Regions from separate parts of the Homo sapiens genome. Here all the other regions are linked to region 1. A link is a contact called in ENCODE Hi-C or POLR2A ChIA-PET data. All regions are on one chromosome and are shown on one strand. Each heading gives the region's core, a stretch centred on a gene start or an enhancer-like site at or near the end of the contact. The rest is flanking DNA. Distances are from core to core; before and after follow the strand shown. Region 1 holds the start of RPS19BP1 (ribosomal protein S19 binding protein 1). Region 2 overlaps MRTFA (myocardin related transcription factor A). Region 3 holds the start of CDC42EP1 (CDC42 effector protein 1).

Region 1 (4,707 bases), core at 180-2,679:
AGACTTTGGCTTAAGTTGTATTTCCTCCTTGGAATTCATAATTCTTTTAACAAATACTTTAACATCTTTTATGCATTAGACTCTAGGGATTCAGACACAGTAAGAGCTTGCCACGTCCTGACACATGTCAAAATATCACCATCTTGCCTACACCAGCCCCTCCGAAAGTCTTTATGTCTATTAAGTGACACTACGTCCCCCAAGAAACTAGGCTCCACCTTCACAGCCAATTCACCACTAAAACCCCTCTAAAGGCTGAAATTCTCTGCTGCCCCCTCTTTAACATATTTTCCACCTGCACAATTCTCTTGTTATCTCTGCTGCTATAGCCACTGCCCAGGCCACAGCATGTCCTATTTCAATGGAGTAGGTAATAGCAGCACTCTGGAGACACAATGCCCGGGCAGCCACAATGCCTGTACCACCTGGGCAGGTGCCTTTTTCTGAATCTGTAAAACGGGGGTGATAGTAGTATCGACCTCAAAGGGCTGCTGTAAGGATCAAACGAGCTTACATTTGTACAGCACTTAGAATCAGCACCTGGTACAGAGTGTTAGTGAATGTGTTTAAATGCTCCATCTTTGATCCTCATTCACTAGGTCACCTTTACCAGCCTTTATTTTTTCAAATTCTCAAAGGCAACAACCTCCTTTCTGACTCAGGACCTTTGCACATACTATTCTTCCTAGAATATTCTCCTACTTTTCACCTAGCTCACTCTTATACATCCTTCAGCTCTCGGCTGAAATGTCGCTTCCTCAGAGAAGGCTGACTTGGCCTAAGTCCCCATCAGAGTACCGTAGTCTTTTAATTCATAGGCTTCAATGCACTTAGCAATGACACACTGGGTTTGATATTCTTTGATGCTTCTCTCCCCACTAGGGCCGTAGTCCACGAGGACCAGGACGGTGGCGTGTTCTGTCACCTTCGTATGTCCAGGGCCCCGCTCCGCGCCTGGCACACAGTAGGTCTAGCAATACCGGGCGAACGCTTCAAGCCCTGCCTCAAGCGCCACCTCCTCTGGGGCGCAGGTCCCAGCACCGGAGGCAGCACTTTCAGCCCCTTCCCGAACTTACCCAGTGCCGACTTGGGCACCTTTCCCTTGGCCGAGTTCCGCAGTTTCTGGGCCTGAATTGCCTTCGTCTTCCGGGGCCGTTTCACCGGAGCCCCTCTCGGCTTGGCCTGACCTGGAGGGTCCCGGGGGGCTGTAGGGGAAGAGAGAGGAAGAGACCCAGGTCAGAGGGCGCGCAGCGTTCCCATGCCACTGGGGCTAAGCCCGGCCTGGATTGTTTTCCATCCAGGGCTCCCGCCCGCAGCCACTACCATCCTCCTGCCCGCGCCGGACGTCCCCTGGCCAGCCCTCCTCACCCTCGGACGCCGCCAGCAGCTCCAGGCCCCGCCGCAGCAGGGCGGCGGACATGGCGGCGCTTGGCTCCGCCCACGAGCCTCACACTACTTCCGACCTGGCAGTCCCTGTCGTCTCGGCGGAAACCCGAGCCCGAACAGAGGGATCCGGAGGGGGATGGGCGGAAGTGCCCATCTTTCTTAGGACGCATGCGTTAGGGGTTTACACTTGAGCGGAAGAAGGGGCGGAAACTGGAGGCGGGTCCAAGGCGCAGAAAGACACATGTGTTACTCAATCCCAATCTACCTGGCTCCTGGCGCTCAGTCCCCTCCTTCCCCGGAAGCCGTCCGCAACCTGCTCCGCCGGGTTGGCCAATCCTCTCGGGTCTCGTGGCTCCGTGGCGGGCTAGGATGGGGACAGGGCGGAGTGTTTTTCATATACTTCAACCAGCACTAGGTATCGCACAGGTTGAGTGCAGCATGAGAATCCAGTTGTCTTCCCTTAAGCCAGACATTAAAGACATATCTTTGTTTTGAAAACTACAATTATTTCTCATAAAATACGTTGTTTATGTTACCAAGCAATGGGTTTATTGTCATTTTAAGTGAATTAATGAATATGTAAAATTTTTGTTTTAGTTTCTAGTATGGCAAATATCAGTTGCCTACATACAAAAGTTCTTTGGGATCCTGAATTTTTTAAAATTTATTTTATTTAATTAAATTAATTTTTTTTTTGAGACGGAATCTCGCTCTGTCGCCCAGGCTGGAGTGCAGCGATCTCGGCTCACTGCAACTTCCGCCTCCCGGGTTCAAGCGATTCTTTTGCCTTAGCCTCCCGAGTAACTGAGATTACAGACGCCCGCCACCACGGCCGGCTAATTTTCTTTTTAAAAAATTTTTAGTAGAGACGGGGTTTTGCCATGTTGGCCAGGCTGGTCTTGAACTCCGGACCTCAAGTGATCCGCCCACCTCAGCCTCCCAAAGTGCTGGGATTACAGGAGTGAGGGGATTCTGAAGTTTTAAATGTAAGAAGCTTCTTAGACCAAAACATTTGAGCCCCTCTGGCCTAGAAGTGACACTGCTTACCTGGGGGAGGAGCCCTGGGCTTGTTCGCTGCTCCATCTGCAGCTGGCAGCCCAGCACCTGGCATGGAGAAGACACGCAATAAGTGAACGGTGAATCAGAAGGGACCACTGGGTTCACTCAGCCGGGTTCTGAGGGCCTTCTGTGTACTTGACACCACAGAGTGTGGGACCTGGAGTTCGTCCTCCGGGATAGACCACACCGTTTAAGCTCCATCGGCTAGAGAGTAATAATAACAACCAACACAAACTCAAGCATTTGTGCTGTTCTACGTGCTTTACATTTGTTAACTTGTTTATCCCCCCTACCCTTCCAGGTAGGAATTGTCTTTTGCATTTTACAGACGAGGAAACAAACACAGAGAGGCGAAGGTCACACGGGTGGAGTCAGGGGTGGGAGTTAAGACTGGCAGCCTGGCCGCAGGATTTGTGGGGGCGCTCCTGTCCCAGCCACCAGGGAGAGCAGTGCTGTGGTGCTGGGTGGGGCCTGTCAAGCCATGGGGTCAGGTAGGCCCCTGGAGGGTGAGGAGGAGCTGACCATGTATGGGCAGCGGGGATTGTTCTAGGCGGAGACCGCTGTAGCGAGGACCTATCCCCTGTGACACACGAGTGGCCCTTCAGGATGCCATGCTGGGCTGGAGGGTCGCAAAGGCCTCAGACTCCATGATTTTGTCCTAAGGGGAGTGTGGGGCCTGGAACCCAGTGACTGTTCAGACATATGCCTCCTTCCTGCTTCTAACATAGCCGGATTGTTGTCTTACTTATTATGTGTATTGCGTATTGTCTGTTTCCCCGCCCATACCCCACTGTAAGCTCCGCAAGGCAGGGATCTTTGTTTTGTTCATTGTTATATCCCTAGCGCCTGGAACAGTGCTTGGCATACGGTAAGAGTTCAGAAACGCACGAAATGAGTGGATGAGAGCTGAGTTTGGGACGCCAGTGAGCCGCTGGGTTGAGGCCCAGGAGGTCGTGGGATGTGCAGCGAGTCAGCCTCTCAGGAGGGCAAAGGACCAAGCTCTGTCCTCCTCCCGATCTAGGCTGAATCAGCCCACGGTCCCCCGGGTGGAGGAGTTTTCTGCCAACGTGCCAGGTGGACCCCTGCAGCGTCCGCAGCCCAGCCGGGCACGGGCGGGACGGCAGGCCAGGCGCTGCCCCAGCCTCCCGCGGAGTTATCAGCACATCCGCGGGGCCGGGCGCATTTCTGCCAATAGGTGGCGCCGCAGGACAGCTTTCTCACGCGGCGAGACTCCAAGGCCTCAGCTGCGCCCACCCGGGCTAGGTGGGGGTGGGGGTCCGGACGTCCTTCTGCCTCGGCTGGCTCCTTGCAGCCAGCACCGTGTGGCCCCGGCTTCCTGCTGTCCCGCACCCCCTCCCACTCTCACCCTGGCCTGGAGGAGTGGCTGGGGAAGCTGAGGCAGAGCCACCAGGCTGGGCTGCCCAGGGCGGGGGGCGAGGTCCCTTCCTGAAAAGTGTGCAAATGACAGCTGGGAGCTGTGTGACCCCAGCAATCCCTTAACAAAGAGTGCCTCAGTTTCCTCATTGGTTGGATGGGGCTTGGCAGGGCAGCATCCCCCTTCTAGGAGAGGTGTGAGAACCGGTGGATCAATACCGTGCCGTGTGGGCCGGGCCTGGGTGGGTCTGCGCCCAGGGACTGCGTGTAGAGGGTGCTACAGCGCTGCCATGCTACCTGCTCCCTCTGGGCAAGACGGGATGGGCAGGGGCAGCCACTGTTGGGCCCAAGCAGATCACCCCACAGCCCGCATTTGGGCACCTGCGACCTGCCAGTCTTGACGTTGGCCCTGATGGGTCAAGCTGGGGGAGGGGGAGGGGGGTTGGGCAGCTGCTTCCTGTCTCCCTGTGGGAGGGCGGGTCATGAGGTCTCCCAGGCTAGTTCCCCACCTGGCATGACCCTGGATGAGCGGCTTCACTGCTCTGAGCCTGTTTCCACACTGGGTCCCTGCCTGCCCCTGATCCCCGCACTGAGGCTTTTGGCCACACAGAGGAACCATCGCCATAAAGGGCCCTTCGGCCCCCATGCCCTATGTCTCCTCCCAGGCTCCGTGAAACAGCTTAACTACCCTGGGCCTGGGAGGCTGAGAGGCAGGTGGCTTTCTGCAGGGCTGTGCAGCCCTTCAAGAACAGAGTCAGGACTCAAGCCCAGGTCTCCGGGTCCTAAGCAAGAGTATGTGTGTGGCCCCCAGGGACCAGTGGCCCCCTGGAGAGGGGACCGTAGGGTCTCTGGGAGGTGAGCAGTTCTGGAGAGGGTGTCCTGGTGGTC
Region 2 (4,438 bases), core at 1,325-3,824, 1.1 Mb after region 1:
TGTATAGATTATGTATCACTAAGGGGAAAAGACAGTTTACAATGGATAAATCTGGCAGACAGGAACTCAACCAATGATGAGATTTAACATCATCATTAATGAGACAAACCAACATGGTAGGTAAGCCTTTAAAAAGCTCCAGTGTAGCCGGGCGCGGTGGCTCATACCTGTAATCCCAGCAATTTGGGAGGTCGAGGTGGGTGGGTCACGAGGTTAGGAGTTTGAGACCAGCCTGGCCAACATGGTGAAACCCCGTCTCTACTAAAAATACAAAAATTAGTCGGGCATAGTGGCACACACCTGTAATCCCAGTTACTCAGGAGGCTGAGGCACGAGAATTGCTTGAACCCAGGAGGCGGAGGCGGAGGCTGCAGTGAGCCAAGATCACACCATTGCACTCCAGCCTGTGTAACAGAACAAGACTCTGTCTCAAAAAAAGAAAAAAAAAAAAAAAAGGAAAAGCTCAAGTGTATGACAATATTCACATCTTTTACTGAGTATCTGAATACTTATGCACAGAGCAGAATTCTCCAAATCAGCTAATACCTAGTCTGTATACACACACAAGAAATAACCAATAAATTATTCCCTTTAAAAATAAATAAATAGCAGCTGGGCACGGTGGCTCACAGCTGTAACCCCACCACTTTAGGAGGCCAAGGCAGGCAGATCACAAAGTCAAGAAATCAAGACCATCCTGGCCAACATGGTGAAACCCCGTCTCTACCAAAAAAATACAAAAAATTAGCCGGGCGTGGTGGCACGCGCCTGTAGTCCCAGCTACTCAGGAGGCTGAGGCAGGAGAATTGCTTGAACCTGGGAGGTGGAGGCTGCAGTGAGCTGAGATCGCGCCACTGCACTCCAGCCTGGCGACAGAGCGAGACTCCGTCTCAAAATAAATAAATAAATAAATAAATAGCAAATGAAGTGAACAGAAAACCCAGAAATAATAACGAGCTCTTACTGAGAGGCCTGAGGCATTATAAAATAACAACTTTCCACTCCGGCCTGGGCAAAAGAGCGAGACTCCGTCTCAAAAAAAAAAAAAAAGATAACAACTTTCAAAGAAAAAAATAACTTTGAATAAAAGCTAAATCCCTTCTTTTCAAGGTTACACTTTTTAAAAAGTGTTGAGAAAATGTAATAAAAATAACAAAAGAGTGGTATGTTTGACCAGTAATAAGAAACTAATATATAAAGAAGAGGAGGAAAGAAGACGTGCAATACGCAGAGTGGTGGAAAACTTCATGAGTGGAAGATTAAATCCGATGCAGAACTTAATAAAATGTGCGCCTTACTTCAAAGGAAGTTTAAAAATGGTGTTTACAAGGGATCTTTCTGGGGTATTGGAAATGTAATACTGGAGTGGGGTAATGGTTGCACATCTCCACAAAATTACTAAAAATAAACTGTACACTTCAAACAGGTAAATTCTGTAGTATATAAATTATACCTCAAAGTTATTTTTAAAGAACTAACATTTGTTCAACAAAGAAGGAAAAATTATATTAAGTTTATCTCACTAAACCATAAAAAGGAAGTGGCCAAGAGGAAAAGTACAGTAATTCATTCAATAGACAGAAAAATAAAAATGGAAAAATGCATAGATTAAGAAATGTTAATGTGTCCATTTCAGCCCTTGAAAGGACAGTATAGTATCTCCAGGTAATTCTGCTGCTCTTAACCAGATTTTCTTCTTTCATAGATATATGCACAAGTCCAAAGGAGAAGGAAGACTTCAGTTTAATTGCATATCACCTAGGAAAGAGCTGAACAATTTATTCTGACCCCCAATTACTGCATGACTGAAAGACATAGAGATGGTATCTCCCATGAGAGAAGAATTTCAAGAGAAAATTTAAAAACAGAAAATCAAATTTATAATTGTTTTAAAAGAATGTGTGGGCCAGGCATGGTGGCTCATGCCTGTAAATCCCAACACTTTGGGAGGCCGGGGTAGGAGAATTACTTGAGGCCAGGAGTTCAAGACCAACCCGGACAACACAGTGAGACCTCAGTCTCTACAAAAAAAAAAAAAAAAAAATTATTTTTTTTAATTAGCCAGGCGTGGTGGCACACACCTGCAGTCCTAGCTACTCCGGAGGCTGAGGCAGAAGGATCACTCGAACCCAGGAGGTCAAGGCTACAGTGAACTGTAAATGTTCCACACTGCACTCCAGCCTGGGTAATAAATCAAGACCCTGTCTCTTAACTTAAAAAAAAAAAAAAATCTGTGGACATTTTTTTTTTCTTTTTTTTTTTTTGGAGACAGGGTCTCACTCTGTCACCCAGGCTGGAATGCAGTGATGCAATCACACCTCACTACAGCCTCTACCTCCCAGGCTCAAGCAATCCTCCCACCTCAGCCTCTCTAGCAAATGGGACTACAGGCACATGTCACCATGCCTGGCTAATTTTTTTTGGTGTTTTTTGTAGAGACAGGATTTCACCATGTTGCCCAGGCTGGTTTCAAACTCCTGGATTCAAGCAATTCATCCACCTCAGCCGCCCAAAGTGCTGGAATTACAGGCATGAACTACCACACCCAGCCTGGTAATTTCTTTACAAGCATAATGACAAGAGTCAATTCCCTCAACCAGGTGAAACAGCCAAATGGGGAATTTTCTTGGTATTTTTGAAGAAAATTAATTTGCATTGGCTCAGGGACTTTTGCAGAAGTTTCCCAAAACAGCAGTACTGTACTTTTTTACTCCATTTGCAGATACAGAGATCAAGCAAAACTGCACCTATAAACAACCCCAATCCACACTTGCTTTGAGCTCTGAAAATATTAACCTACACTGACCTCTCCTGCACCAACTTCAGCAAATCCTAGGTCAAGAGCCTCAACTTCCCAAAACAGCACAGGTGTCTCTAATTTCAAACCCGCCAGTCTCCACCCTGCCTTTGGCTAATCAGTAGCAAGCCCCCAAAAAAAGAAAAAAATTAACTCATATAATTATTCTTTCCTTCTCCAGAAAACAAATGAAGTAACATAAAACACTACAAAATTCTATTTCCTCTAAATGGCTATTATAAATAGTTCAAGACACTGAGTCACAATATTATTCACCTAGACTTGAAAAGCTGTAATATCAATGAACTTGATATATTTCAGTAAAAGAACATACATGAAAATTTACAGTACAATGCCTAACTCCAGCAGGAATTCAATAAAAGTTGGTACCTTTCTTTACTTTCCATTAATTTTATCACACAGTATTTCCATGGAATAGTTTATTACCCCAATATAAAAGTAGAACAATAGAAAAAAGATAATTTACTGACCACACAGATCACACCCAGAAAATTCAGACCACTAGATGATGACAAAGGATTCATTTACAGAAGTTTAACTTTAATCTACCGTCTCCTCCTCCTTCCTAGACAGCAGCGTCAATTCCAAGGCCATGTTCCTTCTGCTATAGGAAGTGGCTACACTGTTTTTCCCTGTAGCAATGTACTAATCTCTTCTTTGTGACTGAGAGAAAGCCAGTCTCAAGAACCTGTGCTAAGTGTAGATGCAGCAAGAGTCCAGACTGACATCAACCCATAGAACCCCACACACAAGTTTACAGGATTCCTGGTTGGGGAGTTCCGTTTTGACTGTCAAGTTTACTCTGCAACTGAGCCAGGTCTCCTGTACCAATAAGCAACGGGAATCTCAACATACTTATGGTGGTAGAAAACTAGAACTACATGAACTAGCAGTAGCCTTTACCTTGACAGGAAATATTCTGACAGAAATAGTTTTGCAGAGCTGCGTGAACTGCCATCTATAGCTCTTTTTGCAGGCACCTGACATAAGACAGATACATAAGCCAAAGCTCTATCTGGTGTACTTTTGTTCAGGCCCAGGAGCTTAAGATAGGAACAAAGCATGTTGTGTCAAATCAAACTCTAGTGGTTACAGATGGACAGATCCTGTCATCAGTAACAAAATTTACAGTTGCCAGTAATGGCCTGGCTACTGTCTAGTCAGGTCCTTTGTTGCATTTAGTCTACCATTCACACAGGCTACTGATTTTTAGAGTGATCAGAATAAGCTAGCCTACCATTACCCACCACCCTAAATTGGTTTACATAATGGCTCCAACACAAAAACTTCTGCCCTCAAGGACTGGATTAAAGAGGTAGGGGTATGTGTGGGTGGGTACATGTGTAAATTCATGGTTCTGTTCTAGGACCACCAAAATTTTACATTGGTTATGTTGTTTCTTAGCATTCTCTACATTCTAATGAGATACTAGATGTAGTCCACAACATTAAACCACAGGACAGACCATCAGGAGGCACGATGAGTGAGACTGAAAAAGATAATGTTTCCCCAAACAATAGTCAAATCTGATCTATTCTAGGTCAGTACAATTGAAGATACTAACGACCACATTAGGAAAGGAGGGAGGGAAGAGTAAATAAATCTGGGACCTACCTTGCT
Region 3 (4,372 bases), core at 704-3,203, 2.0 Mb before region 1:
ACCACGCCTGGCTAATTTTTGTATTTTTAGTTGAGACGGAGTTTTACCATATTGGTCAGGCTGGTCTCAAACTCCCAGCCTCAAGTAATCTGCCCACCTCAGCCTCCCAAAGTGCTGGGATTACAGGCGTGAGCAACCACGCCGGGCAACAGTCAGTCTTCTAAATGTACACCTGCCAGTGCTGCCTGCTGGCTCACTGTCCTGATGCTGTTCCAGTTCTCCATGGGACAAAATACTCCTGGGCCGGCCCCCAGGGAAAGAGTTCCTACTGCTGTGCCACTTGAGCAAATGCTAGAATGCTTTGTGCCTCTGTTTCCTCATTTGTCCAGCTGCAGAAATAGCTCCTTCCCTTGGTGGCCAGCATGGGGATTCAGGGAGCCAGTGGAAGAGGCCTAGCCCCTGGGTGAACAGTAAAGACCTTGTCTCCTCCACCTGCGGGTAAATACAGCTCCTCATCCCCGGCCACAACAGCGCTCAGCCAGTCTCCTTCAGCCGGGTTTGCCTCCGCTGCAGGGTCCTCCACTCCCAGCCTTTGCTGTGCTGTCCCTTGCCAGCTGTGCACTGTGCATTTCCACTGCCCTTCCCTCTGCCTACACGTCCTTTAAGACTTAACTCACAACCATGCAGTGGCTCACACCCATAATCCTAGCACTTGAGGAGGCCAAGGCAGGCGGATCACCTGAGGTAAGGAGTTCAAGACCAGCCTGGCCAACATGGTGAAGCCCCCTCTCTACTAAAAAATACAAAAATTAGCCGGGCGTGGGTGGGTGCCTGTAATCCCAGCTAGTCCGGAGGCTTAGGAGGGAGAATCGCTTGAACCCGGGAGGTGGAAGCTGCAGTGAGCTGAGATCATGCCATGGCACTCCAGCCTGAGCAACAGAGAGAGACTCCGTCTCAAAAAAAAAAAAAAAAAAAAAAAAAAAAAAAAAAAAAAAAAAAAGAGAGAGAGAGAGACTTAACTCAGGTATCATCTCCTCTAGGAAGATTTCCTGAGCCCCCAGGCCCTGCAGGAAGTATTAGGGACCTCTCTGTGCCCTGACAGCCCGAGGACTCTATAGTCAGATGGGAGTAGTCAAAGGAGGGCACAACAACGGGAGGCAGGGGCCAGAGATCTATCTCCCCTCCTTGAGGATGGCACAGGGTCCCGGGTATGGCTGATTCCCTGCCCTCCATGGAGGTGGGCGGGGTGGGGGGAGGGTCTGTAAAGTCTCTGAGATGCGACTTCATTTACCTGCCGAGCAAGCCTCCTAGGTGCTCTTGGAGCAGGAAACACTTCACACAACATCTGATGCTGCTATTATCTATCCCACTTTCAGATCAGGAAACTGAGGCAGAGAAAGGTAAGTAGTGACTGAGGCAGGACAGGAGCCCAGGCTGTCCGGCTCCAGGGTCCCGGTCTTGACGGCCACTCTACCCCACTCTACCAGTCGCCCCAGTATGGCTGTCTTCCTCCTGGGCACCGCGGGGCCTGTACCGGATGGAAGGGAATGAGAATGGGGAGCAAAGGAGTGGGCATGTCATGCCTGTAAACATCAAGGTTTAAAGGCCCAGGCATTCAAGGCCTCAGATCGAGCTTCCCGGTTCCCCGAACTCCCGCAGGGCGCGGCTGGAGGGCCCAGGAGGGAGGAGAGTTCATCAGGCCTGGACGCCCCAAGCAAGGCCACGAGGGGAACCGGTGGAAGAGGGGTTGGCGGCCGGGGACCGGAGTCGCCTCCCCGGGGCAGCCCGCACGTTCCCCGGCTGGCCTTGTCCGGGGTGGCGAGCAGAGGCCTGGCCTGGCCCCCCAGCCGCGTCCCTGCCAGCTCTCGGCGGCCGCGAGGACGGTGCCGGGGAGGGGGCCGGGGAGGGGGCCGGGCCCCGCCCGCGGGCGGGAGGAGACGGGCGGGAGGCGGGAGCGCCCACACCCCGCCCCCGCCCCCGGATCCAGCCCGCGGAGCCCGCGGCCAGGGCGGCGCAGACCGGCCCAGCGACTCTCCCGGGCTGCCAGCCGGGACGCGCGGCCGCCGCCGCTGCAGACGACGAGTCCGCCCTCGTCCCGCGCCCCCGGGGCTCGCGGAGCCAGGTAACAGCCCGGGCGCGCGGGTCCTCGGGGCGGAGGCCGTGGAGGCCGGCGGGTCCCGGCGCCCGCGGGGACTCTGCACCCTACTAGGCTCCCGGGGCCGGAACGGGGACGGGACCCGCCCGGGAGAGGCGCCCCCGGGTGCCCACAGGAAGGCCGGGCGCGGCCGCGGAGCCGCGCGAGGAAACTCCGAGCTTTCGGGCTTCGTGTCCCGTTCCAGGCTGGTGGAGGGGGCAGAGGATCGGACACGGCTGAGCGGCCAAAATGCGCGAGGAGGGGGCGAGCCGAGGGGCAGAGCGGGGGCTGTCTCCGCGCCTTCCTGCGCGGGGGAAGGAAGGGCCGGGGCGGGCAGCGGGCGACGCGGCGGAATGTCTCCCCTCCGCCGAGGCCCACGCGGAGAGCGGGAAGTGGGGGGTGGGGGGCCCGGGGAGATGGACAGGCACCCTGCCCCCCTCCCCGACCGCCGCATTCCAGGCTGGAGCCGCGGATGAGGTCATCCCGTCCGGTTCCCCTCCGGCCAAGACAGCCGGTCGTCCCCTTCCCCCGCGGAGCGACCCTCCGCGTCCTGAGCCCCGTCCCCCCAGGGAATGTTGGATGGCCGAAGTCTTTCCCGGACTTCCAATCCCGGCCGCCCTCCAGATTGTTCTGCCTTTGCCCCAGCAGTGCCAGACCCGCAACATTCGAAGCCCTTTTCCTAGACCGGGAAACTGAGGCTTAGAGAGTAGGGGGGACTGGCCGGGAGGCCGCAGCGGCACTAAACGTGGCGCGGGGACCCGAGACGCGGCCCGCAGCCGCTCCGTCTCGCTCGGTCCCGGGCTGGTTCGGCTCTAACTCGGGGCGGTGGGCACGAAGCGCGTCTCCTTTCCACTTTCCCCGTCGCTCCCTAATGGCCCACGGTGCCCCCCTTGGAATACGGAGGACCGGGTCCCCTAGCGCGACTGCGAACAACTAGCTACCCCGTTCTGGCCTCAGTTTCCCCGTCTCTCCACCTTGAAGCGTCTGGACTTTGAGGAGCAGGAGAAGTCAGCCGACCGGTTTAACCCCTTATTCCAGGGACCAGAGCAGGTTTGGGGGAGCTGCCGTAACCATGACAGGGACCCGCTGTCCAGCGGTGGGGGGGGGCGTCACCCAGCTGGATGCCCGCAGGAAGTGGGCTGTGTGCACCCGAGCAGTGGCCTCCAGGATGAGACGTGGGCCCCTGGCCAGCACTGCGGCCTGCGGGTGACCCCCAGGTGAATGCCAGGGTGCAGCCGCCCCCGCTCTCCTTCAGACCCGCCCTTGGCCTCCCCGCGACCACATGTGCCTCCACAGCGACCCCTGTTGGCCCGATCCCGGCTCCAAAACTTGTTCTTGCGTCATTCCCACCATTGAGTGAGCTCAGGCCATGTGCCCAGGCCCTGACTATCCTCTATAGGGTAAATATAAGGACTCCAAGGACACTGAGGCTGTGTGGTGACCTCCTTGCCCAGGTCACAGGCAGTGAATCTGCAGAGCTGGGTCTCCTGTCTTCCCAGGCCTGCACCTGCACCCCACACCGGGCTCAGCACTGGGCATCCAAGCCCTCCAAATCGTCTTCCCCATTCCCCATCGTCTTCACCCCCACCCTGGGGCATTTACCAGCAATGTTGGTCTGTGACTGAGGGTAAATGTCTCCTTTCTGAGCTTCGTTTTTTCCATCTGTGAAAGGGGTGTTCTGAACACTAACGGGCGGTGTTCCTGAGCAGGTGAGGGGAGGTGAGCCTGGCACCAGGACACTTGGAGCCCTGCTTACTCCAGTGCCAGGTGAGGCACACCTGATGGCCAGCAGTGCCCTGTGGTTGGCAGCAAGTGCCACGTGGCTGCCACCGGGGTCCCTGGAATGAGAGATGTTAGTGTAAAGGTGTCAGATTTGAACCCATGGCTGCCCTGCTCCAGTATCTGAGGGTTTCATTACATTTTCTACCCTTGCAACTCCCCTGGGAGGGGAACTGCCTGGTGTGCTGTTCCGTTTTCCACATGGGAAGACCGGGTCCCAATACCCTGCCCTCAGCTCCACAGCGCTGCAGAGTCTCTCGACCGCAGTAGGCAGGGTAGTGTGAGGGGTGGGTACTATTGGGGGGGTGCCCAGAAACATTTGAAAGATGGGATCATCGCAAGATTGGGGAGGAAGCTGGTCCCCCAAGTCAAAAGTGACCATGGGGGTTCAGGGGGGAGGAGCCCCTTTTGCTGGGAGATGAGGTGCTGCCTCAAGAAGTCAGGGAGGCCAGGTGTGGTGGTTCACACTTGTAATCCCAGCACTTTGGGAGGCTGAGGCAGCAGGATGGCTTGAGTTCA

What was found. Hi-C counts contacts between places; a loop is a spot of excess contacts on that map. ChIA-PET counts read pairs that join two places held with the same protein, here RNA polymerase II (POLR2A). Pooled maps may share reads with other maps.
Region 2: a pooled map shows a loop between it and region 1 (2.8-fold over the local background). The contact joins the enhancer-like site here to the promoter of RPS19BP1 in region 1. A Hi-C loop is called at or near these places in 2 of 50 pooled maps.
Region 3: a map of ascending aorta shows a loop between it and region 1 (7-fold over the local background). The contact joins the promoter of CDC42EP1 here to the promoter of RPS19BP1 in region 1. A Hi-C loop is called at or near these places in 2 of 168 maps with a recorded cell type or tissue (aorta and ascending aorta) and 3 of 50 pooled maps. POLR2A ChIA-PET finds 5 or more read pairs at or near these places in 1 of 52 experiments (GM12878).

What each region holds. Positions count from the first base shown.
Region 1 is chr22:39,531,319-39,536,025 of GRCh38, forward strand. RPS19BP1 (ribosomal protein S19 binding protein 1) reads right to left here and starts at 1,430. Exons shown (of 4, transcript NM_194326.4): 1 at 1,369-1,430; 2 at 1,077-1,205. The coding sequence starts at 1,420. RefSeq lists enhancers at 644-1,159, 1,160-1,675, 1,465-1,524, 1,575-1,624 and silencers at 885-1,014, 1,195-1,354, 3,426-3,720, 3,586-3,635, 3,696-3,785.
Region 2 is chr22:40,590,242-40,594,679 of GRCh38, forward strand. It overlaps MRTFA (myocardin related transcription factor A), which reads right to left. Exons shown (of 15, transcript NM_020831.6): 2 at 4,433-4,438. Among named protein-coding and RNA genes, the nearest start is that of MRTFA, 44 kb to the right of the region's middle. RefSeq lists a silencer at 3,204-3,498 and enhancers at 3,344-3,543, 4,124-4,333. Within about 2 kb of position 2,575, at least 4 of the 41 ENCODE cell types and tissues checked have a DNase peak (open chromatin) inside an H3K27ac peak, as active enhancers do.
Region 3 is chr22:37,558,527-37,562,898 of GRCh38, forward strand. It overlaps CDC42EP1 (CDC42 effector protein 1), which reads left to right and starts at 1,954. Exons shown (of 3, transcript NM_152243.3): 1 at 1,954-2,062. RefSeq lists enhancers at 2,590-3,196, 3,197-3,804, 3,273-3,502, 3,805-4,372.